Regions from separate parts of the Homo sapiens genome. Here region 1 is linked to region 2. A link is an interaction called in ENCODE POLR2A ChIA-PET data of the cell type or tissue named here. Cell type or tissue: HepG2. All regions are shown on one strand. Links, peaks and the distances in the headings refer to the core of each region. The heading gives the core; the rest is flanking DNA.

Region 1 (15,764 bases), core at 7,120-12,119, 63 kb after region 2:
TTCATTTATCTAACGATAGGTAGGTCTTTAAGCACTTTAGAAAGCATGGTGCTTTGTTCCTTTTGATATATCATATTACCTGACAAATATGGATAGTTCACCATATCCTCTTATCTTTACAAAAGGCTGTGTGGTATCTGGAAAACCTATGGAATTTGGGGAGTTAGAGCTACCTGGCTTCACCACTTATTGGCTCTGTGATGTGGATGTGATACCTAAATAATCTTTGCAACCCTCATCCCCATCTATAAAAAGGAAGCGACCCTGAAGGGTTGTGTGAAGATGTGACTTAACCTATGTAATCAGTCCAGCACAGGTCATCAATCAATGGTGCCACTATTGTTATTATTCACATATGTGAGGGCCGCTCCTATAAACTGACGTAAGGGTGTGGACCTGTATTGCAGCAACTCCCTTCTTCCTCCAGAGCACATGGACGGCCAAAGGGAAAGTGTGTATAAAAACAGAAGACATCCACCAACCCCCAACAGCTGCTTCCTAGACTGTACATGAGGGGTCGCTGGGAAAGTAGCATGGTATGGTGGAAAGTCTGCAGTCAGTGGGGCTCCTCTGCCCACTATGGCACACAAAAGACTGTGTCACTGAAATCTGCCTGCCTTTGTGCACTCTAAAAATGAGTGGTTGTATTTCTTCAATTGACCAGTATTTGGACCGAACGATCTCTAGAGTCCCTGCTGTCCTGCCGCTCTCACAGTCAGTGCACACTGACAAGGCTGCCTATAAAGTTTCAATGAAAATATGAGACACACAGTAAAAGTCTGCCACAATAAAAAAAAAACCTATACAATAGGAATAGTTCATTAATGATAATGTACATGCTATCTTATATTATAATTTACATTGCATTTTTGTGACTTTCCGTTTTTATTTCTTTTTAATGCATCTTTTGTCTCTAAACTGACATAATTCTAGTATTTATTTTTTCAGTTAATTTTCTGAACACAGTACTTAAAAGCCAAATTGCCAGTTTAAAGCCAGATATCTGACAACACCATCATTAGAGATTACATTTGTTCTACAAACACTCAACAAACTCTCAAGGGATGAGGCATTGAGGTTGGCACTGAAGACATGGAGATGAATGATTCAATTCTGCTCTTCTGAAGCTCTCATCTGGTGAGGTATACAGACAAATCCCCACACAGTCAGAGAAAGGCTGTGGAAACATAAGCACCTAGCTGAGTCTGGAGAGCCACAAAAAGAAAGTGACATGGGCACTGAGAGTTGATGAACGGGTAAAAGTTGGCCAGACTCTACAAAGATATAAAGACATGAAACTCTTGGTAAAAATCACATTAGTGGGTGGCTGGGGGTAGATAAAGGCATTGGTTAATGAGCACAATCATACAGTTAGGTAGAAGAAACACATTCTAGTGTATGATAGCAGAGCAGGGTGATTATAGTTAACAACAATGTAATATACATTTCAAAATAGATACAAGAGAGGACTTGAAATGTTTCCAACATATAAAATGATAAATACTCGAGGTGACAGACACCCCAAGTGTTGGACATCACCTCAAGTATTGATCATTTTATATGTTAAATATTTTGTTAAATATATGTCATATTTTGTTACATGCGTAGACTGTGTAATGATCCTGACTTGATCATTACACTATCTACGCATGTAACAAAATATCACATGTACACCACAAATATTTGTATCAATTAAAAAAATCACCATTAGTCTTCACATTAGCAGTGTCCAGTGAATGCACCCATTACTAAGTGAATGAATGAATGAATGAATGAACTAATGATAAATTTGTGAGCTAGCCTCTCAAGTAACAGCTTTAGCTATGTTTTTTTCTCATCAATATAAATATTTCCACTACTTCATAGTGACTGGATGTCCACTGCATACCAAGCATCATTGTAGGAATCATGGAGAATCATAAAAGAGGGTCCCTGAATTCAATACGCATTTACTGTGCCTTGTATTTTTTCCATATGCCTGGCATTTTGCAGGTTGTGGAAGAAAAAAATACATACATACTGTTTATTAAAGCAAGAGGAGAAACAGAAGCCTAACAAAAATTACAGTATTACTAATTCTTAGTTTTGAGGCTCTCTTCATTTTACCCTGTAAGTCAGTAAATGTCTTCTTAACATTTGCTAATCCCTGAATTAGTATAGAGCAATATGTATGTTAGAGATGTGTGTGTGTGTGTGTGTGTGTGTATTTCAAAAAACTAAAGGACTGGAAATGAAAGCAACGTATTCAACATTAGAATAAAAGAAAGAAGAAAAAATTAGGATTCTGGCTCTTACAACGCAGTCCCTTCCTTAATCTTTCAATCCCCATGTTGACCCAGGTCAAAATGGCCCATTTACTCTCTTCCATGTGCCACGGCATCCCCAAAGTCAGGACTGTTGTCCCCACTACTAAGGTCTGAAATGCCCATGCTGCTCCTCTCTTCTTCATCCTTTGGCCCAGCTATGTCCACAAAAAACGTCAGGCTGGGTTTTTTCAGGTTGGTTATTTCTTCCTTTGTGGAACACTTAGTGCTAAATCCTTCTATTTCCACTTAATGACCGACCTCTGCTGACTCACCGACACTTGAGAAAGAGCTCTCAAGCCTCATGGTGTGTGGTTCTATCATCATCTGTGCCTCAAAGTGCCTCAGAAATTCTAATTTCAGGGTCATGACATATTGCGTTACACCAATCCTTCAGAGTTTTCTGTGTCCTGTGGTTCTCAAGTTACACAATTGCGAGGACCACTGGTTGAACTTTTAGTCTATATACGTCTTGCTTCTGCAAATAGATCATAACCTCCTTGTAAGCAAGAACCAGGTATCTTTTTACATCTCGCTGTGTTTAACACAATGTTAGAAACAGACCAAATGCTCAAAATATTTGTGACTTATTTATTTCATTGAGAGGTAAACAATAATAAATGACTCACTGATTTTTAATTTGGGACAGTTGAATACATTTATTAGTCTGGAAGCATTTCACACTAAGATCCTCTTATGCCTAAGGTTAGGCAACTTTGACAGCCGCATTGATTTTTAATATTCTATCAGCCAGTCAATCAGCAACTTTTCCTAAACACCTACTAGTGTTACTAGCCAATTTTCTAGAGAATTATTTACTTTAGTAAATTACGGTTAGAATAAAATAAACATGGTATTTCCTGATATTCTGAAGAACACAAACTTACCAGGTATGAATACATAAGCCTCAGAAATTTTATTTATATAATCAATAAATACAAAATATTTACCTATGAATTGATATAAATAGCTATTTTATAAATTATCATAGTTTCTAAGACCTTAGTAATTATGCAGTTTTAGCCAAATTTTATAATATTTTAAAGTTCAAGCTAGTCCCCAAACTTTACATAAAAAATTCATTCAGTGGTAGATCTGTTTGTACCAGATGCTATGTGAGAGTTATTCACAAATACTCAGAAGTCAACTTCCAAGAAAAACCTTAAATTACCTAAAAACTTAAGAAAAAAAATGGTAGCAATTTGCCAGTAAGCCCTCCGATGATCTTTGATATCTTTAAATCAGAAGAGTTTCTATACCCTTTCCCTTTCAGAATTTTAGAGATTTTAGAAAGTCTTTGCCCCAAAATGTCATTAAAATGTTATCATTTTCTACATATTCCATTATGTTAAAAAAGGTTGAAAAGCATTGCTCTACCCTAATACTATAATAGAATTAGAAAATTATATAAATAGTTACATCAGAAAATATCAATATGAAAATAAAATTATGCCTCTCTCACACTGGTGAAGTCTGTATCAGCTAGGACATTTTATGGTACAATATCGAGAACTTTTTAAAATAGGGTTAGGGGAACATATTGGCTCATGAAATTGATAAATTGAGAGATGGAGTAACTTTAGGCAAGGCTTGATTTAGTACCAAAAATAAGGTTTTCTTCTGTGCTTATGCTCTGTATTTCACTGCAGTACTTTCATTCTTAAACTCCACACATTCGTCTCCCAGCAACCACAGGTGCTCCCAGAATGTCCAGAGCATCCCCAGACCTCACATCTTCACACTACCTCCCTCAGCTGCTTATTCAGATAGTTTATGCTGATCGTTTGGTATTCCAAGGATACACACACATGCACACACACACGTGTACACGTATATATAATAAATATATATAAATTTACATATATAATTTATATATATAAAGATATATATATATCTCTTATTTCCAAGATGTCAATTAGACAGTAGAATAAACTTGGAGATGAAGACTAGAATTTTCTTTAAAATGAAATGGAACGTATTTTAAAATACCAAGGGCATCACATCCAGTAACGATAAAATTACAAAATTTTTGTTTCACTGTGAATGTGTATGTGTGAGTATATATTTACTGGATCAAACAGAAAAAAAGCTTCCTACTAGAGTCAAAAGTTTATTAGGGTTGGGCATGACAGCTCACGCCTGTAACCCCAACTCTTTGTGAGTCTGAGGCAAGATGATCACTTGAGGCCAGGAATTTGAGACTAGCCTGGGCAACATACCGAGACACCGTCTCTACAAAAAGAAATTAAAAATTAACCAGGTGTGATGGTGCATTCCTGTAGTCCTAGCTACTTTGGAGGCTGAGATGGAAGAATTGTTTGAGCCCAGGAGGTCGAGGCTGCATGAACCATAACCACTGCACTCCAGCCTAGGCAACAGAGTGAGACCCTGTTTCAAGAAAAAAAAAAATAGTTTATGTGATTGAACATACTTAGCCACTGCTCCAAGTGCTGGAGAGCAATCGTGAGCAACTTATAAAGCCATGAAACAGCATGATAAAATGTGTAAGTTATTCAAATGCACTGGTAAAACCAAAGAATAGGGCAGGAGCCCTGGAACTGATAGATAAGAATGGAGAACATAGAAGCCAGACAAAGGCTCTTATCTTAGAGGTAATGGGAGCCACACAAAGGTTTGGTTTTAAGCAGGTGAATAAGCACTGTAGATTGATAGATTTCTCAGGCAGCAGTGGAGAGAATGAATTGGAGGGCAATAGTGTGAGTTAAAAGACCAGTTAATAGCAGAAAGACTAATTCAGTGGTCCAAGCAAAAGATGTTGAGGGTATGATGTGTTAGGAAGTTATCATGAGAGGTAGAGTCCACAGAGCTTTATGAATCATCAAATATAAGGACTGAAAGAGAAAAAAGAATACAAGACAACATACAAGCCTCAGTATGGAGTGACTGGGAAGACAGTGTTCTAATCACTAAGATGGGTTCACATCTAAAGGCAAAAGATTTTGAAGTAGAGATGAGTAACAAATTTAGTTTTTACTATGCTTACTTAACATCTGAATAGGACATTCAGATTAATGTGTTGTTAATAGCACAAATGAACTCAGAACCGAGTTTCCGGTTGGGATCCAGACAGCAGGCAACCATCAACAATGTGACAGGAGAAGAATATGTAAGAAGAGGACTAGGGACAAAAGACTACAGGTCACTCACATCATAGGGGTAGGCAGAGGGAAATGAGTCTGCAAAGGAGAACAAAGGAAATGGTCAAAGAGATGGACAGAATGGGATTCAACTAAATACCTACAGAGAGATCAAATTGTATGAGAGCTGGAAAGAATCCACTGGATTTGGCAACAAAGAGGTTATTTGGTGATAATTTGCAGTGCCATGGTCAGGAGCTTTATTACAATGGGTTGAATGGTAATATGAAGGTGTGTATTTGGAGACAGTAAACACAGGGGATTTGTGTGTCACTGTGTGAGTATGTGTGTGTTTTAGGAGCTTCAGTGCAAAAACAAGCAATGAAAAGAGGCTGTTAAGACAATGGGAGGGTTGTTTTATTTCATTTGTTTTGGGGTTTTTCTTTATTATGTGAGAGAAATGTAGCCATGTTTATAGGTTGGGAAGAAGAAGCTGCTAGAGAAAAACAAATTGAAAGACAGGAGAAAATGAAAAGAAAAGAGAGCACATGGTTCCATAAGAGATGTAGTGCCACAGGTTCCAAAGAGCACATGGTTCCATAGGTGACATGGTCCCATAGGTTCCAAGGAGCACATGGTTCCATAGGTGACTTGGTTCCATAGGTTCCAAAGAACACATGGTTCCATAGGAGACATGGTTCCACAGGTTCCAAGGAGCACATGGTTCCATAGGAGACATGGTTCCACAGGTTACAAAGAGCACATGGTTTCATAGGAGACATGGTTCCATAGGTTTCAAGGAGCACATGGTTCCATATGTGACATGGTTCCATAGGAGACTTATGCTTTTGGATCTAAAGCCCAAGTGGAGGTCTGTCTGAACCAGCACTATTCTGTCAAACTTTCTGCAAAGATAAAAATGTTCTCCATGCCATCCAAACAATAACCGTTAGCTGTACATGGCTACTGAGTATTTGAAATGCAACCAGTACAACTGAAAAACTGAATTTTAACATTGGTTAATTTAAATGAAATAGCCCTATGTGGCTAGTGGCTGTAGAACTGAACACTGCAGCTCAAACTAAAGAAGCGAATAGGAAGCTGAGAGCCCATCAATCCTGGAGACAAAGGCTGGAGGTTTTCACACCTGGTAGTCTCATGTAGAAAGGAAGGCTGATCAGCAGGGAGGCAGAGGAAGGGTTGACAGGGTAGGACCTTGGAGGGAAGCAGTTAGGCTTGGAAGGGACACAAAGGAAAGGATGGCAAAGAACTGACCAGAGCAACTAAAAGCACAACATAGTAGAACCGAGGACACATCTGAGACTAGAGACCACAAATGTATGGCAGACACTATAGGAACAACTAAGGCAGGCACTGGCTTGAAGAAAGGTCATGAGGCCAAAGGCCAGAAGTGTAACAAGGGGCTGTTGGCATAAAACAGTATGCCATGGAGAGAGAGGAAGCAAAACCGTGTGTCCAGGAGAAAAGGAAGGGGCAAGAGACCAAAGTCACGATCAGGTCAAAACATTGATGTGAAGAATAAATGAGCAAGAGAGGCCGGGGGCGGTGGCTCACGCCTGTAATCCCAGCACTTTGGGAGACCGAGGTGGGCAGATCATGAGGTCAGGAGATGGAGACCATCCTGGCTAACACGGTGAAACCCCGTCTCTACTAAAAGTACAAAAAACTTAGCCAGGCGTGGTGGCGGGCGCCTGTAGTCCCAGCTGCTCGGGAGGCTGAGGCAGGAGAATGGCGTGAACCCAGGAGGTGGAGCTTGCAGTGAGCCGAGATCGCCCAACTGCACTCCAGCCTGGGCGACAGAGCGAGACTCCGTCTCAAAAAAAAAAGAATAAATGAGCAAGAGAGAGCAGGAGAGGACAGAAATGTAGGGCTGTATTAGTCTGTACTCACATTGCTATAAAGAACTACGTGAGACTGGATAATCTATAAAGAAGAGAGGTTTAATTGGTTCATGGTTCTGCAGGCCGTAAAGGAAGCATGACTGGGGAGGTCTCGGGAAACTTGCAATCACAGCGGAAAGCAAAGAGGAAAGAGACACGTCCTACATGGCTGGAGCAGGAAGAAAAGAACAAAGGGGGACACTTTTAAACAAGCAGATTTCATGAGAACTCTCTCATGAGACAGCACCAGGGTGATGGTGCTAAACCTTCAGAAACCACCCCTATGATCCAATCACCTCCCACCAGCTCCACCTCCAACACTGGGGATTACAATCTTACATGAGATTTGGTGGGGACACAGAGCCAAACCATATCAAGGACCCAAGGGGATTGCAGAAGTTCTATGAAATGGCAGGGTGTATGGCAAATCCTGACTAGCTTAGAAGAGACAGGCAAGAGGAGCTTAGAAGTGAGTTTGGATAGTGATTTGGGTGGATATTGGGGTAACTTACGATGGTGGCAGGACTTTGAGCGTGAAAACCCGAAAAAATATATATATATATATATATATGAGATACTATACACACACATTATATATACACACATACATATATACAGTATATATTATAGGAAAGCTGACCAATTATCTGCAAAGATGATCCACTCCCAAAGGGAAAGTTCAGGTTGGTACCATGATCAAACCCCCCAACTTTTAAGAACGTCCATTTGGTTTCTCTAGGAACTTTTGTTGTATTTCTTTTTCTTCAAAGAGGCAGAGAAAATAACCATGTTTTTGACTGTCAGTGTTATAATATTAGGTCACAGCTTTTGTAGCTATTAAATGCAATTGTATTATTCAAAGGGACATTTCATTTTCCACTTGCACAGCTCTCTCTATTTTGGAATTGTCTCCTCTAGTTATTGAACTTAATAAGCTTAAATGCCCCCATATGTACAGAAAGGGTTCAGTATTATCCATATTGTGAGGCTGTATGACATCATTGTATCCAAGCCCTTTCATGGTCATTTTACACAGACTAGCACTTTCTCACTTTCTTTCTCTCTCTCCCTCTCTCTTTCACGTCATGACTTTAATGGCAAAAACTAGAAACTTACATTTTCTCCCTTCTCCTACAGCATTAATATTACCCACATGCATGTGCACGCCCACACATTCACCCATGGGGACATTTTCCAGACACAGCTTTTGCAACTATCACAAAATTAATAAATCCTATATTAAACGGTGCCCAATTTTTTACTATAAATATTTCTACTTTCACATAGGTATTAATCTAATCTGTTTAGATGTTTCAGATATGGACGTTTCTAATAATAATGATAATTGGTACCAAATTACTTAAACTGTATTTCTTGCTGCTTTCAAGAACTTATACTCCCCCCTGTGGCAATTTGATGACAAAAACAAAAACAAAACAGAAAAAAACAGGATCCTGAAGACAGAATCACAATTCATAAATCATTCACAAGTTCAAAATAACGGTATGTTTCTTGCTAGAAAAAGGCTGTCAATACAAACTGTCATGACATTCTTTTTTTTTAAGTGTAATCTGCATAATACATGACCGTGAAAACTACTGAGCTAAGTGCTAATACGTAGTAAATGTGCTAAGGCAGAAATTTAGTATCTAAAAATATTCAGAGATGAACTAAAAGGACAGTTTTATTTTACTTTAATGAACATTTATTGAGTGTTTAGTCTCTGACAAGCATTGTTCTAGATGTTTTAGGATTTTTTGGTATTTAACCCTTGCAAAATGTCCCAACAATTCTATGAAATCTTATGAAGTGGGTACCATTATTATCTCCAGGTTAACAGAAGCAGAGACTTAGAGAGATTAAGTAGTTTGCTTAATGTCATGCATTAAGCCATATTAACATTTAATCATATTATTAAATAGAGAAATAGAGAAAAAAAATCTCTCCTGAAATGGTGAAAAAGAGAAATACAAAGTACAGCAAATTTTATATTCAGATCAATTTGATGATATATCTATTTCTAAAACATTCTAAATCAAGATAAAAATTAGGACTCACTCAATCCAAAATGGTGGCTAATTTTATGAAATGCTTTAAACTATAAAATTAGCTTACTTTAAGTGACAAAATTTCACACTAGAATGTCAAGCTACAATTGTTAAAAATCTTGTTTAATCAATTAAATATGAGCCAAGTTTATTTTGGCAGGTTTTATTCTTACGATCTTGAAAACAAAGCATAAACACCAAAGTTTTTTTTTTTTAAATGATGTACTAGTGTCTTCCCCACCTCACTGCACCTTTGCTTTTCTAGGCCTAGCTTGGTGGAATATTGGGCTGCCAGAAACAGTACAACAGGAGTATTTCCCTACCACCAGCAATGCCAGGAAAAATAAGGAAGTCCAAGTAAAATGACCCCCTGCAACACTTTAGTAAAGGATGCCAGGTGATGTAGCTATGACATAAATACATTTGGTGAGTGGCTTCTGCCTTGTGGCCTCCTGCCCTCACATGCAGGGTCTAAGAATTCTCCTCGTCCTTGGCGCTTACGGTAGACAAAATGGCTTCCAGATGGCCGTTTCTGCTCAACATAAGGTCATTTTCCCTTCTTGGAAAGTTGGATATGATGCATGAGAAATACAGGAGTTTGGACTTCTCGAGTTCACTTTAGATGAAGGCCAGGCTTCAGTGTGTAAAATGAGAACACATGAGAGAAAAGTGGTAACACCACACTGTGGGTCCCCCCTCTCGGGGAGGCTTCAGAAGCTGACAAGGAAAAACCAGCTTGACCCATGAGGGATGGGCCTGCCTCGAAAGCGATCAAAGCCAACCAGGGAGGATACATTTGACTGTGGCAGTGCTCAGCCCTACTGCAAAGCAACATTGGTTCAAAGTCCATCTGAAACTGGACTGGAAGTTTGCTTGCTTACCTTCTGAGCTGAAAGCAAATAGTAGGAGCCTCAGCAATCAGTCAAATACGGAAACAGCAGGGAAAACCACAATCAAGAAGAACCAACATAGAGACGTTAGAAATGATGAAAATGCCACAAAAGATTCAATTGGACAAAATAAGTTTTTATCATCTGTATATGAGAAATAGCTTAATAGTGATATTATTTCCAGACATGAGCAAGTCAATGGTTATATGAAATGTAATCCTGTAGTTGTTAACTTTCACACACATGTGCAGGTCAATAAGAAAATTCCCTCATCATAACCCCACCATTCCTAGACAACCCTCTCTCTCTGCCATGTGTAGTTATGACAAATCGCATTCCATTAACAACATGAAACTAGTTATGATTCCAATCAAATCCTTCCATGGTTAAAGGAGAGAGGGAGAAAGCTGTAAACCTGAAAGGCAAAGCATATTCAGTTTGAGGAAAGTGCATTTTCAGTTAAGGCAAGTTCATAAAATAAATATCAATAACATGGCAGGACATGTTTATTAGGGGATACTCGTGAAAAACCTATGTTGATAGTAGACATTGCTTCAGTGCTGATGGTTTGTCCCAGACTCTGTCATGATATTTATCCCTAAGGGTAGCTTATCAGTGAATGATACAATTATTCAAGAAGACCTTCATGATGTCTATGGTTGGTCCCAGTCTCAGCCGAAACAAGACTGCATAGGGTTAGACTGAACGCTTTCAGTGTGGGCTGAGGCTGACATCAGAGCAGAGCACACCCTGATATTAAGCCTCCCAAAGCATACCCATCATCTTATTCATTTTTTCCTTTTTTAGCTGCATCAGTTAGTTAGCGGATAAGAAGAACATATCTGTCTACATAGCAACATCACCAAAATCTTAATTGTTAAAAAAAAAAAAAAAAAGCAAATCTAAGCCCAAATTTCTCTACTAATACAGGTCAGTAAACATTTTCTTTCTACTTCATGTTTATCTCAGACCACGGCACAATACAATAGTGACTGCCAGTTAGCCCACAGGTGTTTATATGCCTTCTAGGGTGTGTCCTTTAAGAGTTTAAGATCTGAGATAACTATCTTAAGGACACACAGTGTTTAGAGATCACCATATATAGAATGGAAAGAAAAGAAGCCGTGAAGTTTGGAAGGAAAGGCAAGGGGTGTTCTCTTTAGAAGAACTGAATTTAAATTCACTTGTCCCTTCTCCACCTCTAACCAGGCTTGTGTATGTTAGCATTATTGGACCTCAATTTCCTCACCTGCAATATGGGTAGAATAATACCTAATGCGATTGTTATGATAATGAAGTAAGATGGTAACCGTGAAAGGGCTTTGTAAATTAAAAATTTCTACATAAACAAAAGAGAATGCAGTCAAAATTTTGAGTATCTATTTTAGGCACCCAGATAGAGTTCTAAGAAGCGTTCCCGCTAAATTGTTCAGATAAAATTGGCATCGTGCATTCTAACATCAAATTAAACAATGCATTAGTTGACTTTTACTTCAAATCTGATGATGTCAGGATTTTAAATAGAATGTGGTTTTTCTTCATATGTGGTGAAAGTTCTGACTTAGAAGATAAGATACCTTCTCAAAAAGCCTTATCCAGGTGCTCAGATTTTAATATATGATTCCCATAGGCATGGTTATTTAAAGATTTACACACAGGAAAATAGTTTAGAAACTCTTTGGATGATTCAAACAACTTGGTTTTTAGCATTCTAGAACATACTGGCTACCAAGTTTGCTTTTAATTTGAAAACTTGTCACCATCATGGTAGCACAGTTCACATTACAAAATGAAATGAAAGAAAACTGTCAACCCAAATATATGTAAAGTGTTAAAGTCTGTAGCATCACATTAAGTAAAATACCACCTTGGTTTCCAAGAAATACAAATCTAAAGAAAATGTGATGGACACAAGCAATCATAATTTTTTGGTTGTTTCTTTATCATTTGCATACCATATTCTTATTAGTGATAAGTTACACATTTTTCACTGAAGAAAGGAAGACTGTTAGGAACTCCCTAACTCTCCCCATCCTCCACAAATCAATGAAAACTATGAACATATAATGAAGATGAAGGGAGTAGATGCTATCAGGTGACAAAAATAAGCTGAGCATAGAATTTTGTTTTAGGTATCCTGAAAACTATGATTAAAATGCATGCCCACATTATCATCGAAGTGACAATATAAGGTATATAAGAAGCATAAGACAAATTTAAAAGTTTCATCTGTGGCCCGGCGCAGGGGCTTACGCCTGTAATCCCAGCACTTTGGGAGGCTGAGATGGGCTGATCTCTTGAGCTCAGGAGTTCGAGACCAGCCTGGGCAACATGGCAAAACCCCATCTCTACAAAAAAAAAAAAAAAAATTCTTTTAATTAGCTGGATATGGTGGTGCACACCTGTAGTCCCAGCTATCCCAGCTACTTGGGAGGCTGAGGCAGGAAGATCACTTGAGCCCAGGAGGCAGAGGTTGCAGTGAGCCAAGATCATGGCACTACATTCCACCCTGGGAGACAGAGCCAGACCCTATTTCAAAAAGAAAAAAAGTTTTCATTTGTTAAATGTCTCTATCAATCCTGAATATCTAATCTAATAAAATAAATAAATAAATAAGAGGTAGGATTTGATTTTCTCTGAGCTCTCACCTAGTTTTAACACTCTAAAACCCATGCAGAGCTGGACACTGTTATAAAATCAAACTGTGACAGGCTTTTACAGTCAATCTGAGTTGGGCTTAGTTTTGAGAGCCACTGAAGAATGGAAGAGAAGGGCAATTTTAAAACTCTAATACCTTTATGAAAGTGCTTTCATAAATATTGTCTCCTTGAGCTGCACATTAACTGTGAACAGGTGGGAAATTTCAGGCTCAGAGAGAGTAGGTGTCTTCCCTGAGGTCACTGGCAAGCAAATGGCAGGTATGGAGCTCACACCTTCACCTCCTAGCCAGTCCCCTAGGCTCCACCTAATGGTATTCCAGGGAGTTTGAAGTTGTGAGAAGGGACCTCAGGCCTCTTGGCTAGAGGTGGGAGCACATTTCCAGGGATGAATGATGGGGTCTGGCTTAATCTGCACCCCTTTCCCACCCCGCAGCAGAATCCCTAGGAATACATTCATGTATATTTCACACTAGTCCTTTCAAAATATTTATCCTTTCACTTACTTCTATTATTTGAGATAAGATAGCTAGTCCCAATTCTCTCTTCCTCCTAAACCTATTGATTGGGTGTCCCCAAATCACACATCTTAAGAAATGCTTATTTCCTCTGTTTTTCATTCCCACTCACTTAAATATCACCTTAAGTATCACCAAGGGGATGCTTCACATTTAGCCCTGATGAAGCAAGGGGCTGTAAATACTCCTGGTTGCTAAACGGTGATGAATTTGAGATTCTAACCTGTCGAGGACAGTGTAAGAGACCACCAGGCTCATTCCTACCTAGCAGCATCCTCATCTGACACTATCTTAGATGAACAAAAGCTGACTAGAGGCAACACAGGATTCTAAGTAAACTACTTTAAAAAAAAAAAGAGTCAAATTAACAAAATAAGTGAAACAAACAGTAAGTTGAAGGGATATCATCTTACAAAACAAAACTTCCTTTCTCACCCCTCTGGCCTCCAACTCTATGGACAAGCGAGGAACAGGCAAACATAAAACACAAACCACATGCAACGGCCTTGACTGCCTTCTGACAAATACCTTTGCATTAGAAAATATCCTAAGAAAGTCAGAGAACTAATTATAAGGAGGAAAAGGCATGAAGGTAATGAATGTAATTTAGATAGTAAACATCCGCGTTTATCTTCCCCGCCATGAACTCCCAGCAAGTACGCCCTCTCCTTAACCTTCATCTTAAGCAAACAGGAGGTCATGTCAGCCAAACCAGGGTCCCTGAAGATTTCAGAATAATATTTATTACTATTTTACAAAAGGCTTCTGGGATACCATTTTTTTTTGTAGAATTAATTTACATGATTGAATTTGAGGCACGCTAGAAACATCAGAAACCTCCCCCTGACCCACCATAAGGACAAATCGCTCACTGTCCAGATGCCCATATACGGCCAGACTTCCTCCTATAAGTCTGACAGCTCCGTGTATGCATTGCGTATGGGTCTTGGCTCTGAGTCACATTCCTCCGGCATGTTTCCCTGGGAGCTTTGATTTCCGCTTTGAGGGCTGGCACTGACTCCTACTTGCTCTTATAAGAAAATGTCTACAACTAAAAGTTGAAAATGTGCAAGATTCCTTCTTTAAGTACACAAACACTCCAACTCTGGCCACTTTTCTGTAGTCCTGCCAGGTTTTCTCTGTGTCTGATACCTGATCAAGAAACCTTTTTTTTTTAGGGAGGAAAAAACAACAAAAAACTTAAGGGAAGGAATGTAATACATCCACAGCTGAACATCTTACAAGACTTAACCAAACGACCAGTACAAATGATGCCCTAGTAGACACACACACATACCTTATATAGCTTGGTAAACAGGACTCAGTGGCCAGCTTAGTTAATTCCTCATTTTACCACGAGGAAAAAATGCTCTCTAAAAAGCATTTGCTAGATAAATACTTGCTTACAAGTCAAAATTAGTGCATCTTAACCATTTTGCACACAAATTCAAAGATCTTTTTCTCCCAACTCTGACCTGCTGTCAATCAAAGGGGCTGGGGTAAGTCAAAGTTGGATGAAGTTATAAGAAGCCACTATTTCCCACTTTACCGCCCAGGCACACACAAACATTTGCTGAGTCATTGATAATAGTGCAAGAATTCAGATCCCATGGCATGAATTATGGATGGAGTATCAGCCTTTCCCTTTGAGTTTCCTGGCATTTGATGGTCCATATCACAATAAAAACATACTTCTGAGTCTGTGAATGTCTTGGGTGTCTTCTCTCATTCTCTCTCTCTCTGGGTGTGTGTGCATGTATGTGTCTGTCTGTCTCTGTGTCACTCTCTTAATAATAGTCTTTTAACTCCTTCAAAAAGAGTTTTGATCATAAAGCCTCAATCTAACCTGATAATGCACAGAAACTTTTTCTTTCCTGAGATTTCATATGTTCTATATATTTCAATATGCTTATTTCCTCTTAAGCAACATTAAAATCATCTATTTGGAACTGACTATAGATTTTTTTGAGACTTCGAGGGACTATGAGAATTTTATAGTAAAACCAAATTCTTTCTTTTGACATTTTTAACAACAGAGCAGAATGGTAATATACTTATTATACACAGAGATTGAAAAAAAATCAAGAAAATCTGAAAAAAATAAAGCACCAATTCCCTGGAATTTTCATCTACTCAGCCCTCACTGAACCCTATTAAATTAAAAAAATTATGATTACTTTCATTTTTTAAACAGAAATGGGAATATGGCTCCTACGTGTGACTTCCCTGAGATCTGCGAAAGGCAGTTCCAAGAATACAACCTAGGCCATCTAACTATAACCCAGTACAACAATTTATCCCCTCCATGAATGAGTCTCCCTGCTGCAGGCATGAAGATGGTGGTAGCTT
Region 2 (16,688 bases), core at 5,417-10,416:
CAGAGTCTCAGTCTGTCACCCAGGCTGGAGTGCAGTGTTGCGCTCTCAGCTCACTGCAACCTCCATCTCCCGAGTTCAAGTGATTCTCCTGCGTCAGTCTCCTGACTAGCTGGAATTACAAGCGTGATCCCTACTAATTATTGTATTTTTAGTAGAGATGGAGTTTTCACCATGCTGGCCAGGCTGGTCTTGAACTCCTGACCTCAAGTGATCTGCTCACCCCAGCCTCCCGAAGTGCTGGGATTACAGGCCTGAGCCACCACGCCTGGCTGCATTTCACTTTTATGTTTTTCAAGTCACACAGACCGCTCAAGGAGGTCTTAAACCTGTAGGAATAAATAAAGAATCTCTTGGTCAAAATTTGATAGCTCTTGCACCTTAATTTTAAGTGTAACAGAAAAGCATTGAAGTCAAAAGCATTATCCACCAATGCCTTCATAATGAAAATGAGGAAAAAAAGGAATGTCTGACTATGTGAGTGTCAAAGTGGAGAGAGAAGTCCATAGAATTATTTTCAAGAAAATATATACATCTTCATTTGGCAGTCCACACTGAGAATGGGACACCTGAGAATTCAATGGGAAAATATATTATTAGCATGTGAAATCTCAAACCCAATCCATTTCTTACAAATACCTATATTGCTTAATGTCAGTGTACTTATTCTAGTGCCTGATCCTCAGTAATGCAGAGATCAAAGGAAAAGTATTAAAATGTGTTTTATCACATTCCACACAATACGATATGACTTCATTAACGATAATTTCTCTAAAGCCAAAGAGACATTTTTCCTATATATAGAATGGGACCTAGGACTTATTTTCCCAGATTTTTATGTTCTTTTTTATTTGGGCCAATGAATATAATATAAACTAATTGAGCAAAATTACAGAAATGTACTAACAGTTTTATTATCAATGGTATTGAAACAGGACTACATTGCTACTCCATACCCAGGTCGCCAGCCGTCTCAGATTGGAAATGACCCATTTTCAGTAATTAAGATAAAAATGAGCTTTGATTTCAAGCATTCCCCATGTGTTTATGCAGTCTTAGATTTTGATACAACTTTGGGGAAAATCCTATGAGATTTTTTCTAAATCAACTCACATTCAAAAGATATGTTTTTTTAAAAGACTGTATTTTATGCTGCTACTCATGATTAGCACATAGCACAGTTATAGACAGAAATGGGGAGGACATAGTTTGACTTTAATGCCTCGTAATTATGTCCTTGTAGTCCCCTTTCCCTTAAGCCTTAGTCCAAATTAATTTCTTTTTAAAAATAATTCCCACTTTTATTTTAGATTCAAGGGTACATGTACAGGTTTGTTACATAGATGTATTGTGTGAAGCTGAGGTTTGCAATGCAAATGATTGCATTACCTAGGTAGTGAGCATAATACCCAATAACCCAATAGTTAGTCAACCCTTGCCTCCCTCTCTCCCCTGCTATTAGTCTCCAATGTCTATTGTTGCCATCTTTATGTCCACGAGTGCCCAATGTTTAGCTCCCACTTATAAATGAGAACAGGTGGTATTTGGTCTTCTGTTCCTGCATTAATTCACTTAGGATAACAACCTCCAGCTGCAGCCATGTTGCTGCAAAGGACATGATTTCATCCTCTTTATGGATGCACAGTATTCCATTGTGTATATATACCACATTTTCTTTATCCAATCCACCATCGACGGGCACCTAGGTTGATTCCCTGTCTTTGCTATTGTGATAATGCTGAAATGAACATACAAGTGCATGTGTCTTTTTGGTAGAATTATTTATTTTCTTTTGGATATATACCCAGTAATGGGATTGCTGGGTTGATTGGTAGTTCTAAGTTCTTTGAGAAATCTCTTGCTTTCCACAGTGGCTGAACTAATTTACATTCCCATCAACAGTGTATCAGCGTTCCCTTTTCTCCACAGCCTCACCAGCATCTGTTGTTTTTTGACTTAGTCAAAATGAATTTCTAAAACTTAACTTCCAGGCAATTATATTCTGAATGAAAGGGAATCTTCCGGTACCCTTCAGTCAGCTAAGGAACATATTGTTATCTATTCAGATTTCTGGATTGCAGATATTAGGAATATTTTTCATGATATGTATTTGGACCAGAGAGAAAAATCAGAGATACTAATTTATTTATTTAGATCATAGAGCAACCCCAGTACAGACCTTCATTTTCCTTTTGAATGTATGAATCATGACTTAAGTCCCAGTTCTAAACACAGCATGAATATAAAAGGGCTGCCTAAGTCCAATGACCTCTTAGCATCAACATATTAGGACCAACTAACTTGTTTTATCTGTTAAGTTTTTCACTATATGAATGAGAGTGGTTGAAGCAGAATTCACATGAATCATCTCTGGAATCAACATAGTATGATAATTTGCCTGTAGTCAATCACAGCAAGGATGTGAACCGAAAACCCCTAAGGGAAGCAATCACAAAAAAGGAGTTTTCCTAGCAGGGATGTCCAAGAGAGAGAATACAGCCATGGGTTCTTAGTTTCTGTCTCTGGTTGGGCCAGTAAAGCCCCTTCCTCATCTCTCTCTTCCGCTTATCACTAAAGACAGAAACTAAAATCCATGGCTTCAGGCTGCTAAAGTCTAAAATAAAACAAAACAGAACAGCAATAACAACAAAATAAAGTAGTTTGGACAAGCTTGCTACAGGGTATGAAAACTCTGAGCTTCATCGTTAGTGACTATGCTGCTCCCCGCTGCAAGGAACATAATGTGCCGCCATCCTCCTGCAGCTGGAAGATCAAGTTCCTGGCACAAGGTTCTGCACCTCACTTTGAAGGAAGCCTTTTCACAGGATTCAGCCCCCATGATGGTGTAGGCAGGAGAGAGACCAAGAACACCCACATCTACACAGCAAGGCAACTAATGGACTTTTGCATGTTACTATCTACATGTCCTTGCCTTTAACCACTACCTAAAAGGGAGCTTTTGTTTGGATAAAGTAAATGAGTTTATGTTGGATAATTCTTTTTATATTGAATAATCCCATAATAACTGTAAGTAATCTGAAAAGGCACTCTCTGTTCAGTTTTTACTTATTATGTGAAAACCAGTAGAATAAATGTAGTATGGCTCATGGTAAATTTTGAGGCTCCTGTAGCTTTGAAAATACCCAGGGCACTTCAATCTGACTTTCCCAATATCACAGGCATAGCAGAGCGCATGCTAAAATCCAGGCTATTTACTTTCCAGCTCAGCTCTTTTTCTATTCCATAACATGCATCCCATAAAAATATTCCCTCATGACCAAATCAAATTACATAAATTACAAACTCATAATTTTTGTTGGAATTCAGTGGGTGAAAATATTTCCTAGAAGACAAAGATTGAGACTTTTCCATGATTCTTTTACATTGGCATCCTAATTTTATTTAAAATATTATGTGAGAAATATAAAAATTAAGTAACATTTTTAAATTATTTTCTTGACAGACCCAACCAAAACTTCAGTGGTGAAAAGTACTGAGCTGAAATGGTGAAGAATATTACATGGGCTTTTACATAAAATCACACATCCTTAATACTAAGTTATATTTTAATGTCTTGGAATCAGAATTTGTCTTAAAATCAATGTGTTCACTGTCACACTCAAAAATTTACTTAAATCAATGATAGATCTTACAGCCAATGTAAACACAATAATCTGCTAAGCCATTACATTTTGAACCTAACTATAAAATGAATGAAGCCTCCTATCTGAGATCCTAGGAAAGTCTATGTAATTGAGATTCTTGTTTTATCCTATAACTGTTGGCACAGAGTTTAAATCTTTCATTTTTCTTTTTATTAATCAATACCCTCTTTGGCAATGTTCTTTCCAGTCATCGAAGAAAGTTGAGGTGGTCAATGCAGAATATATGTCTCCCATGTTTTTCACCACAAGTTTCTTTTCTTTTTTCTGTTATAATTCTAATGTTGATTTGCAGAGTTACAGAAAATGTCCCTCAGAGTCCCAATGGAGAAAGGCTATTGATTTCTCTCCTCAGCACACTCTGGCTTCATCCCCTTTTGGAGTTCAAAGCTAGCCTGGCCCCTAGACATACTCAGAAACTATGAAATATTAGGTTGGTGCAAAAGTAATTGTGATTTTTTATTCCTGGCAATGTTCAATGTCGAAGCCAGGAAGGAACACCATAAATTCCCCAAGGCTGAGAAAGCAGAAAACACTCATTTTCCTCAGGCAGAAGAGAATTCTCAAGCAATCACCATCACAGTTATGCAAACTGTCTTTTCTCTGGAATAGAATGATGCCATAAGTCTTACCTGTTTAGTAAGGTATTTCCCTGAATGTAAACAGGACTCTGAAGCCATCCAGCCGTCTTTCTCTAGCTATACTTGCTTTAACCTTTCTACACAGACCCTGTTGTCAAGTCCTTGTTAATAATACCCTGGATTAATCTTAAGTTCTCTACCTCTTTTGGGGGGCACTCTATGTAAAATAGTATTTGGGAAACATTAAAGTTTGTGGGTTCTACCAAAGCTGTTTCTTGGTAAGCGGGGTTTGGATTCTTATTTCCAAATGCCACCTCCCTGAAAGCTGAAGTAAAACCACCCATTCAGCTGGATACAGTCAGTCCCCTTCCCCCACTAAAATAGTCCTCAATGCTTTTCTCTGCATCCCAACCCGTTCCTTCCACAATTATCTCCAGGCCTACAGGGAGTGCCCTGCACCTGTAGCTTCTGTCATACCCTCATCTCTCTCTCTCTCTGGGTTGAGTTCATGTGACATGTCTAATGGTGGCATAAAATGAAGAAATGCAAAGAGGGAAGAAATGTGAGCTCAATGAATTATTTCTCGACCCTTCCCTGCTCCCCATGCTGCCTTTTCTGCAGCGTTACCATTGGGCCTTCCCTGCTGTGCCCAGGCCAGTCCTTTCTCTCCCCGCCTGCCCTGCTCATGAAAAGCAGCGCCTACACATCAGTCTACTTCTCCATCCCATTTCCGCATGCACCCACAACCTCAGCAAGATGCAACCCTGTTTCCCCTTCAGGACCTACATAACAAAAGCAAAAACAACCAAAACAGAGATGAGGGGGACTATCAAAGAAATTTTGTATGTCTGTTTTGTCTCACACAGTTCTAAAGCAAAAACAAAAACAAAAGCAAAATAAACAAAAAACTCGGAATAAGACTGAGGAAATCTTATGAGAACATTTTCACACACACACAAATTGTCCTAAACATCATGGTAAGTTTTATAATTCTATTAGTAGAATATTCCATATCAGGAGAATGATGTACTTGAAAGGCCCTTCTGCATGAGATTGAGGACCTTATTTTAAAACTTCATTTTTCACTTGGCAGAACACCTGGATACGCTCTGAAGCCAGGTTCAGCTTAATTCTTGACTCTCCTATTTGCTATCAGTGTGACCTTGGAAAATTTATTTAATCTTCTTATGACTCAGTGTTTAATAATCTGAGAATGATGATACCTACCTAATATGGTTATTAAAGAGGAACAAGTAAATTAATACACATTAAGCACTTAGAACAATACTTGGCACAGTAAGCATGCAGCAAATGTTATTACAATTATTATTATATAACACTATTTCCTATTTTTAATTTTAATTTTAAGTTCTGGGGTAGATGTGCAGGTTGTGCAGGTTTATTACATAGGTAAACATGTGCCATGGTTGTTTGCTGCCCCTATCAACCCATCACCTAGGTATTAAGCCCAACATGCATTAGCTATTTTTCCCAATGCTCTCCCTCCTTTCACCCCACCCCATGACAGGCCCCAGTGTGTGTTTTTCCACTCCCTGTATCCATGTGTTCTCATTGTTCAGTTCCCGCTTTGTTCAGTTTAGTTCAGTGTTTGGTTTTCTGTTGCTGTGTTAGTTTGCTGATAATAGTGGCTTCCAGCTCCGTCCATGTTCCTGCAAAGGACATGATCTCTTTCTTTTTTATGGCTGCATAGTATTCCATGGTGTATATGTACCTCATTTTCTTTAACCGGTCTATCATTGATGGGCATTTAGGTTGATTCCATGTCTTTGCTATTGTAAATAGTGCTGCAATGAACATACGCTTGCATGTATCTTTGTAATAGAATGATTTATATTCCTTTGTTATATATCCATTAAAAGGATTGCTGGGTCAAATGGTGGTTTTGGTTCCGGATCTTTGAGGAATCTCCACACTGTCTTGCACAATGGTTGAACTAATTTACATTCCCACCAACAGTAACATATTATTTCTAACTAGGTTGCAAATTTCCAAACATCCTTATGAACTACAATCTGTGTAGAAGTTAGGGACTCTTGTTAATTCCTTTGAGAGGAAATTTTAGGATGTTGTTCAAATTTGTGTTGAGTGGAATGATAGACTGTTCTCTTTATGTACAACTAATAAATAGTAAAAGGAAGTAGTCTGATTGAAAAAGCTAGGATGTAAATTTGACACAAGACATCCTTAGGGGCTGAAACATGGAATTGGCACTTCGGAGATTACATGTAGTATTTTCTTCTGGAAATATTAAGAAAGGAACAGTTAATTCTTTTTTCTGGGTGCCTTAAAATTCACCAGCTTAAAAGTAGACTATTAAGTGAATCTTATGAGGTTCCCTTGAGTCCTCTTCCTCAATTTTGATACAGGTATTCATGATCAGGCTCTTAGGAGGTATCTCTATGGCCCTTTTTGTTTGAGGCCTCATGAAGGCTTCCATTCGGCTCACCCCTCCCTCTACCTAATATAAGTTTCCAGGGAATTAATAGCATTTCAACACAAGAAATGACTGATAGTTTCCAGGGCCTCTTGTGGTTACTATAATGTTGTTATAGCAGGACAGGGCCAGGCCTACTGCAGCTAGATGGCAGCGAGGAGACCACTGTAGTATGTTAATTGGGATACAGCGAATAATCCCTTACATGGCGTAGTTTCTGTGTGTGCTAAGGGGCCTTTGTCCCAGCCTGTTAGTTACAAATGGTAGGAGACTGCATTAACTCCATGCAGTTTCATGGCCCCTGTGACTTAATGAGTTTCTGTGGTGGCCGGATTGACTACCCCCCACCACTGGCCCTCTGCTGTGCCATATCAGGGAGCATCAAAGAGCCAGTCTATTCACTTGTATCCTTGTCTGTTAAATATCCAAAAAAGTGCTGAACTAAAGAGAATAAACTTGAACAAGGGGAAGTTCTTCTAACCCAAACTGACTCTTTGTTAGTCTACCCTACTTCGCTTACCATTGGGTGTTAAGAATCGGTTTCATGTTATGCCAATACAACCAGATAGCTTCATGAAAGTCTATTTAGGTTTGGAAAATAACATGTATGCCAGGCCCCTTGCCATTTCAATAATACCCAAACAACATTAACATGATGAAAGCTAGCAAAAGCAAGCTATTATGCTTTCATCATCCAGAATCCTAGTGTGATGTGTAGAAACCCTTCTTTTTCTCCAATAACACCAAGATTAAGCAAATGCAAACTTGGTTATCAGAAACAATTCTCCCTTTTTAACTTGAGGACCTCTTTAATTTTTAAAGCTATTTTCTGCATCCACACAAAAAGCTTTCTCCCTACCCTTAACGTATTGGGTATGAAGCAGTAACGATGTGCCAAATTCTGTGAAAGACATAGTATCTTTCAGCATTGCCTACTGAGTTTATAATCTACAATACAGCTGGATGCTAGAAGCTGTCACCTGAGATTTTCCTACATTTGGAGGTGGTCCAATGAAAAAATCCTTCCCATCAATATTGTTAGGGTCAGCAATACCTCCTTGAGAACTCTTGTTCAAGTGACATTTTACCATTCCAGTGATAGCGTTAAGGGAATATCACACAGAAAAAGCAATCCCAAGAATGCCACAGATTCCAAGAGAATTGGAGTGCCTGCCTATTTACCACCTGACAATCACAGCCTGGAAGCCCAGAGCCTGTCCCTTTGGTCATGCCTTGGACCTAATTTAATCTCCTATGTCCTTGAAATTAACCCATGAAAAGGGCATTATGCTCACAATGCGCAGAGCAGATCTGAATTAAATTTCTTTGAGACCTAAAGCGGAAAACTCTGAACCCCTTCTCCTTTCCCCACTCTCACTCTTTCCCCTTTCTAAATTGCCAGAATAATGACAAAAACTGCTTTTCTCGGTATTATTTCATGTTGTCCCCCTGCCCTCCCCACATCCCCCCAATCTAAAACACTAGGGTCTCTGGCCTCAAGGGTGCTAGTCTGTCACCTTAGAAACTGTTTCCTTACAAGGCCATGGAATGGCAGAGGGCATGCCTTCGCTGCATACTTTGGCAACCATGAATTGCTGAGTGCTGCTCTCATGAATGGGAGTCTTTCACTGCCATCTGGACATGCTCACAGGTATAAACATTTTTTTTTTCATGAAGAGGTCCAGAGAATACACATTGCATCAGTAGGCCTCCTGAATGACAAACAAAGCCATCTCATATGTTGGGACAGCTATAATCACATCAGAGTTGATATAACATAGGTCTGTCTCTAATGGCATTGCTTCCAGACAAGGTCAAATTAAATGTTCAATTTAGACATTCTTCAGCTTTGTCAGGCAAGCAATGTGAATTAGAAAGAGGTATGGAGAGGGAGGTAGAAAGAGGCTGTCACTATGATATGGAAGACCACTGAGTTTTGCCCAAGTATAAATATGCTACCTTAAAGAGTCAAGAAGAGACCATTCACGCCTCACTAGCAATTCTCTAGGTGGAAGACCAAAAGAAAGGATTCTTTCCCTTGGCTTGGCAAAATAAGACTGGGACTTACTTCATTCAAAGGCATTTTTATGGTCTTCATAAACAAACATTACAGATGAAATTCTTAACATATTTATAAGAACATAGACTTTGTACTTGTTTGGGGGTGGCAGAGGGGAGAATGTGACAAGGGCTCTATTATGTTTTCCTGTAAACAAAGTTGCCATGAACTTGGAATTCGATCATATCCAGCTTTAAATTTTATTCTTCAATGTGTCTACTGTTTTGCTTGGACGTATTACTGCCCTTTGGCATAAAACTTTTAAATAATTTACTAAAATTTTTTTAGTAATTTTTCTACTCTTACAGATATAAGTAGTTGACATCTCTGTCAATTTTTTTCAGGTATGAGGTCTTTTACATGTCTCTAGTTCATTCATACACACATAGGGACAGAAGCAAAATATAGAATTCCTGCCATACTCAGCTATATAACAACAACAGAATTCTCCCCATGAACTAAGACTTTTCATTGAAAGAGATGAAGGAGAGAAATCTTAGGCAAACAACAACAACAACAACAAAACAGATAATAAGCCAGGCACAGTGGCTCATGCCTGTAAACCCAGCACTTTGGAAGGCAGAGGCAGGCAGATCACAAGGTCAAGAGATCAAGACCATGCTGGCCAATATGGTGAAATTCCATCTCTACTAAAAATACAAAAATCAGCTGGGTGTGGTGGTGCACACCTGTAGTCTCAGCTACTTGGGAGGCTGAGGCAGGAGAATCACTTGAACCTGGGAGGCGGAGGTTGCAGTGAGCCGAGATTGCGTCACTGCACTACAGCCTGGCGACAAAGTGAGACTCTGTCTCAAAAACAACAACTACAACAACAACAACAAAAACAGATACTAATATTCCTAATATGACAAAAAGGGCAACATGAAAGAGCCAAGAACTGTGGGCAGGGAACAAGTAGGTGTCAGTTTTCAGAATTTTGCCATTTGTGAAAAAGATGAGTCTTCTAAAAATCTTTACAGACTGACGAAAGGAGCAGGGAGATGGCCAGGTAAATTTTTACAAAAATTATATCACACCTAATATTTCTGCCACAACCACTGATGAATCTGGTCTGGTCTCAAACATGACTTGGAATGGACCTGGGAAGTTTGTAACAATATACCCCCTTGTCATAATAAGAAGTGGTATTTTTTCCTTGCTTGATGATAAAGCTTTCCAGTTCAGTAAAAATCTTTGTTGACCAGATATAAAAATGTTCCTTTCCAGCTGTTAAATTGACCCTGGGCTTTTTCCTCTCCCTCCCTCCTCTGCCTTTTGCCTTTAAAAGTTCAGGATGTCTCAAACAGCAACTGTTACATTCTGTCTAGCAAGCCTGGATTGTGGACAGTGATCTAACCTCCTGGAAAAAACATGGAGTTCACCCAAAAACTGAGAGAGACATTTCTCGCCCCAGCCGCCAGCTCATAGGTTTCAAAGCTCTGGGACAGACCTCATGAACATCTTGGGGCTTTAACGTGTAAGCTGGCAGCGCCAACTCAAACACAGAAAGCACTTCAGCAGGTATAAACAGCAGCCACACACCAGGCCAGGCTCAGAGGAAGGCGGGTGGGGGAAACCAGTCAGCAGCCCTTGCCTGCATCACTCTCCCTCAGCCTTCTGTGTCTGAGGACACACGGAGAAAAATTGGACACACCCCCTTTGGATGACAAATTAAGAGAATCAGAAGTCTCAGACTAAATGATTAAATGAATATAAAAATACCTTTCCTCTTGAAAAGCAAGAGATCTTGCTAGTGTGTACACACACACACACACACACACACACACAGAGAAGCATCTTTGCAGCAGTAACTCACCTATAATCATTTTGAATTGCTTGAAAGCAGCAAAATTAGCCTTTCACAGGAAATGTAGAAAATAAAGACACTTCTTTCTCCTTTGGGGACTTTGCTCCTTTTCTTCTCATATTCTCAGTGTTTGCCCTTTCCTCCGGGCCTACCACACTGTTTTAAGCATGCTTGGCTTTCCATATATTGATATTTATTGCTGGCCTCAGTTTTCAATGCTGACACTGGCACTAAATCTCAGTGCTTCTAGATCAATGTGTCTCATTGTACATTTAGAGAACAAAAGAGAATGTCCCCACCACTGAGGGAGCAGGCCATGAAGCTTATAGGATATAAATTGACTGGACTTACCTGGGAGCACTCCCTCTGCCCTCTGAGATTTTAAAGCAAGACAATTAACCATTACAGGTGCTATTCATTTTCATACAAACCATTTTCTAACAAGAAGGAAGTACATTCCCTTCCCCAAGAGAGTTTGTTGACTAATATAGCTTCTTAGAATATTTATTTTTAAGCTTATATTTCTTTATACTTTTACCCTATTTTGTATTTAGTTGAAGTTCACTTAATAAACTTTTAAAAATAACTTTCAAATTGTTTTTCATTCATTTACTCAACTAGCATTTATTGAGTGCCCACTAAATGCACTACGTTGCTCTTACAGATATAAGTAATTTACATCCCTATCGTCAATAAACACAGCCCCTAATTGGAAAAACGGTCTTTGAAATTATACATTATAAAGTTTGCCATACAAAACCCCTAAATCACTTGAATATTATATTCTCTAATCACCACTAAAATATTTATGGAAGCACATACTGCACTCTGAACTCTTCCCTTAATTTTATGGAGGTACAAGTCACAGAAAGCATGCTCCCTGCTACAAAAGGACTCACAATCTATCCGATTAAGGCATATTTCACCTGTTTCCTGCTTTATACGTTAAAACTAAGACATATATGAAATGAACATCTCTTTAAAAGCCACAGACTCACAATATCATAGACTGTTATACCTAATAACAATTGACAGGGTAGGCATATAGATATATGCCAGCCAAATTCTTAATGATAGAGTGAGATCTCTCCAAATCCATGAAAAACTATGCAGAACAATTCAAAATCATTTTAGTCATAAGCTCTGACTGGAGCTAAGTAGAAGAAATGTGTCCAATTGGTGGTGATTGACTTCTGCTTTTCTAAGTTATGAAAATCCAAAGATGTATAAAGCACTTCATAATGAGTTCATCTGTTTCTATTTTAAATCTTTTTATTAATTTAGTAGAAACTTGACTCTTACATCACTAAGAAGCCATACTTCGAAATAAAGTGATCTTTATATTGGTTTTGAACACTTCTGAATGACTTCTCAAATCTAGATGAAGCTATTTGGCCCTTAAAATAAAAATACTTAGTGTAATGAGATTGTTTCCCTATTCATGGATATATGGAGCTAATTAACTTTATAAAACTATGGAAGAAAGATTTTTTTTCTTTTTGATTTATCTGTAAGTTGAGAAAATTTCAAGCTTAATGGAATCACCCATTTGCTATATCATTGATTTAGTTATATTGTGGATCCAGCTTTAAAAATTCCCTAAGTGTCATTTTAGCAAAATTAAATGCACCATATGAACTACATTTTGCTAACAGATCCTGTGCTCTCAACTAAGAGCAAGAAGATAGGAAGAGTACAACGGTTTCTTGCTATTTTTACTTGACTTTCTGTTGCTTAAGTCCTCTGGGATCTCAGAGGGCAATCTAGATTTATTGAGTCTATACCGCAGCAGACATTTTAGAGCCCATGACACATATCATCTCTTGCATGTGTTATTATCTTCCTATTTCAGACGCAGAAAGAGATTCAAAGAGGTTATGTATCATTCTCAATGTCAAACTGCTAGTTAGGTGATAGAGCCAGGATTCCAACCTGGTTATTCCAAGATCTGATGTCTTTCCAACACATTGTGTTCAGTTCTTTATTCCAGACTTTGATATATCCACATGTCATGTTTGTACTAAAACATACATAATTTGTACCTTTGTGTAGTATAATAAGAATTCTTAATTGGCCATCAACAGAAAAACACCACATTAAAAATGAAATATTAAAGTCAATCTCATTAACAGGAAAAAGACAGGGACGTATATTATCAAAACTGCTATTCAACATTATTCAGGAGATTGTGGATAAAACAAAAAGTAATAAAAGAAGAACACATATACATACATACTGGAAAGAAAAGATAAGTTGTACATTCATATGTACACATGATTATACATCAAGGAAATTCATAAGAATCAAAAAATTTATTTTAGAAAGTTATTAATGTTTAAAATAAATATGTGTAACTATCACCATTTGTCTTTTTATATCAGCAATAATTAGTTATTTGAGCCACTAACTGGAAAATTCCCATTCATGTCATTAAAAACAATTTAAATGGTCTATAAATAAGTGTAGCATGAATGGGGTAAAACTAATATGAAAAAACAAGAACTATAAGACATTAATGACTTATACACAAAAAGACATGAATAAATGGAGATAATCATGTTCTGCATGTGTATATCATGGTAAAACTCCTCACTATCATAATGATGTAAATTACCTCAAAATTAGTGTATAAATTGAATGCATCCCCAATAAGATTATAGATGATACTTGACAGATTCTCAACTTCATGTAAAAATGAAATATGTAAGAAAAGTAGAGATTTAAAAACAATTTTTTTAAATCCATGGTAATGAAAATAGTATGATATTAACACAGAAGTAGTCAAATAGATTCAGAACAGGATATATACAAATGTAGCCAGGACTAAAAGATAGTTTGATATATGATAAAGAGGATATTTAAGTTCAATGAGAAAAAGGATGGAACTAGCTATTCCAACAACATTTGGGGGAAAATATAGCCTTCATTTGCCAAAAGAAAAAATGAGTGAAAAATATGATCAAATAATTCACACACGCTGTAAGACAAATGTTGAAAAATAGTTATATAGTAGCCTTAACATGTGCACACAAAAAAATTTTAAATGTCAAAGAACTTTATGTAAAATTAAAGAATATAAAATTACTAAAAGAGAATGAAGTAAATATATTTATAACTATAATGTAGGGAAGCCTTCCTGCCTAAGATATATTAAAAAGCAATAAAAATAAGATAAATATTAAAAAAGAAAAGAGTGGTCAATTTGACTGTATCAACTCTAAAACTTCAAAATATAGCCATACAAACAAGGGCACATACCAAGTTAAAAGAAAATTGACAGCATGCAGAAAAATATTTTAATTGTATGTATTACAGACAAAATATTAATATTTAAACTGCATTGTGAACAGATCATCTGGATCAAATCAGTAAGAAAAAACTAAAACAATGACAAAAATAGAAAAATGAGCAAAGCTTATAAACTGGCTTTTCACAGACATGGAAATACAAATGGCCAAATGAATAAGTAAAGCTGTTCAACCATCCCGAAACTATTAAAATACAAATAAAACAATCAGGAGATTTTTTTTTTTGCTCCAAATGGGAATAAATTTTAATGATAAACTTTATGAGTTTGTAGGGAGATAGGAAAATGTCTGTGATTGCCTCTTAGGAATATAAATTGATACTGATTTTCTGGAGGATAATTTGACAATAGCTTTAAATTTTAAATGTGTATATCTTTAAACCAAGCAATTTGCTTTCGGTAGGTTTTAGAGAAATGTGAACCAAAACAAGTATGTATCAAGAGTTTCATGATGATGTTGTAATGCTGAAAAATGGTAATTCTCTAAGGATCCATCAAAAGGGAAATCATTAGATAAATAAAATATATCTATGCAATGAAATCCCTTGTAACAAATAAAAAGAATGAAGAGGGTCTACTTCTATGAACATGGATAGATCTCAAAATAGGGACATTAAAGGAAAATACATGCCATTCACCATTCAAGTTTTTACAAAAGGAAGTTAAAAATAAGAATAAATCAGATCAGTAGTAAAGTGTAAAGAAAGATGTGTATGAGTATATATATACACATATATATACATATCTATGTATATGTGTATGTGTGTATATATACACACACATATATATGTGTGTATATATACACACATATATGTGTGTATATATGTATACATATATGTATACATAGATATGTATATGTGTGTATAAACATGTTTATACGTGTGTATATGTGTATATACATATGTATGTGTATACTTATACATGTATACATGTATGCACGCATACATATACGTGTATGCACATATGTGTATATGTATATATATCTCAGATCTGATAAAAGAACTAGAACTTTTGAAAAAAGGGGCCAATCTTAGTATTATTTGGCTCTTTTATAAAAGGATATATCCTATGTATATACTGTTAAGAAAGGTTTAATGTTGATTGTCTGCAAATTAACTAAAAGTCCAATGCAATACCAAATTCCATTTCTTTTTAGAACCTGACAATTGATCATCTAAGGAAAAAAAGCTGAAACGTAGCCAATGCCTTTTTGTAATACAGTAATGAGGGAAAAATCATTAACACAGTATGGTATTAGTATAGAAAAAGGCTGGTAGAGCAAAGGAATACAATAAGAAGTCTGTAAACAGGTACATGCATATTAGTTGAGAACCTCTGGTTACTAAGTCTAATTTGCCTAAGCAAGACAAAAAGGTACATCAAAGAAACAAATAAAAAACATAAAAAACAATCCATATGCACCCATGTTCATCGCGACATTATTCATAATAACCAAAAGCTGAAAGCAACCCAATTGTCCCCTGACAGATGAATGGATAAACAAAAAGTGATATATATGTACAATGAAATGTTATTCAACCTCAGAAAGGAGAGAACTTCTGACACACGCTACAACGTGGATAAATTTTGAAGACATTGTGCTAACCAAAACAAGTCAGTCACAAAAGGACAAATATTGTATGAATCCAGTGATATGAGGTACCTAGTAGTCAAATTAATAGAGACGAAAAGTAGAATGGTGGCTGCCAGGGACGACAGGAGGAGAGAAACATGAAATTATTGTTCAATGGGAATGAAGTTTTGGTTTGGGAAGATGAAACAGTTCTTCCGGGATTACTAAATAACTGGAATCAAGATGGCCCACACAACCAGGTTTCTTTCCGTTGCATTTCTCTGTAAACTTGTTTTATTTACTTTTACTAGACACTGCATTTTCCCATTTAATAGAAAGTACAGATGTCAAATAGCCCCTGAGTTTTATACTACGTGATCACCTGGTTTACAGCAAAGGTGCCACTATAGCATGTTTCAATAAAGGGTGCAGAGTCAATTGGATATCTGCATGAAGGAAATTTGAGTAGACCACATAAAATTAAGATGGATTGTCAATCTAACAAGAAAAAGTGAAACAATAAAGCTTCTAGTAAAAAACACAACCTTAGGTAGTTCAACATTTCTTAAGCAAGTCACAAAAGGTAATAATTATAAAGGAAAAGTTTGAAAAAAACAGATGAACTTATTTATTGAAAGACACGATTAAGAGAAAAAATATTTCTAACTGTAAGTATGAGACATCACATATATCAAGGAGCACATACCCAGAAAAAGAAAGAACTCCTATAAATAAATAAAGAAAAGACAACCCAATTTTTAAAATAGGCAAAAGACTTGAAAAGGTGTTTCACAAAAAAGAACATCCAAATTATTGATAATCATATGAAAAGGTGCTAAACTTCCCTAATAATCAGGAAAATACATTGCAAACTACAATGATATACCTCTACGCAACCATCAGAATGACCAAATTTTTTAAAATAAATAATACCAAGAATTGGCAAGAATATACAACTGGTACTACCCCCCATTGCTGACATAGTGATAAACTGGCACAATTCCTTTAGAAAACTGGCAGTATCTTTCACAGTTGAATGGACACCTATTCTATGAACCAGCAATTCTACTGTGAGTTAAATGTCCAACAGAAATGTGTACATGTATATACCGAAAGACGTGTGGAAGAATCATAATAGTGTTATTTGTAATAAACATATAAAACAAACATACAAAATGCCCATTCACAATGAATAATTTACAATATATTCCTGCAGTAGGATACAGGAAGATGAATGAACTATTGAT

What was found. ChIA-PET counts read pairs that join two places held together with the same protein. Peaks named below come from ENCODE experiments on the same cell type or tissue, not always from the same donor. Only the 100,000 strongest peaks of a DNase experiment are listed, where the experiment ranks them.
Region 1: POLR2A ChIA-PET joins it to region 2 with 20 read pairs; 10 of 35 experiments call an interaction of 5 or more read pairs at or near these places.

Annotation. Positions count from the first base shown.
Region 1 is chr6:131,953,508-131,969,271 of GRCh38, reverse strand. The region is part of intron 2 of CCN2-AS1 (CCN2 antisense RNA 1); the gene reads right to left. Among named protein-coding and RNA genes, the nearest start is that of CCN2, 10 kb to the right of the region's middle. In HepG2, for the core only: CTCF peaks have their summits at 8,709 and 10,136; a DNase peak (open chromatin) is centred at 10,191.
Region 2 is chr6:132,013,876-132,030,563 of GRCh38, reverse strand. The region is part of intron 2 of CCN2-AS1 (CCN2 antisense RNA 1); the gene reads right to left. Among named protein-coding and RNA genes, the nearest start is that of CCN2, 71 kb to the right of the region's middle. In HepG2, for the core only: a CTCF peak has its summit at 6,841; DNase peaks (open chromatin) are centred at 6,853, 8,353 and 8,843; H3K4me3 peaks cover 251 bases.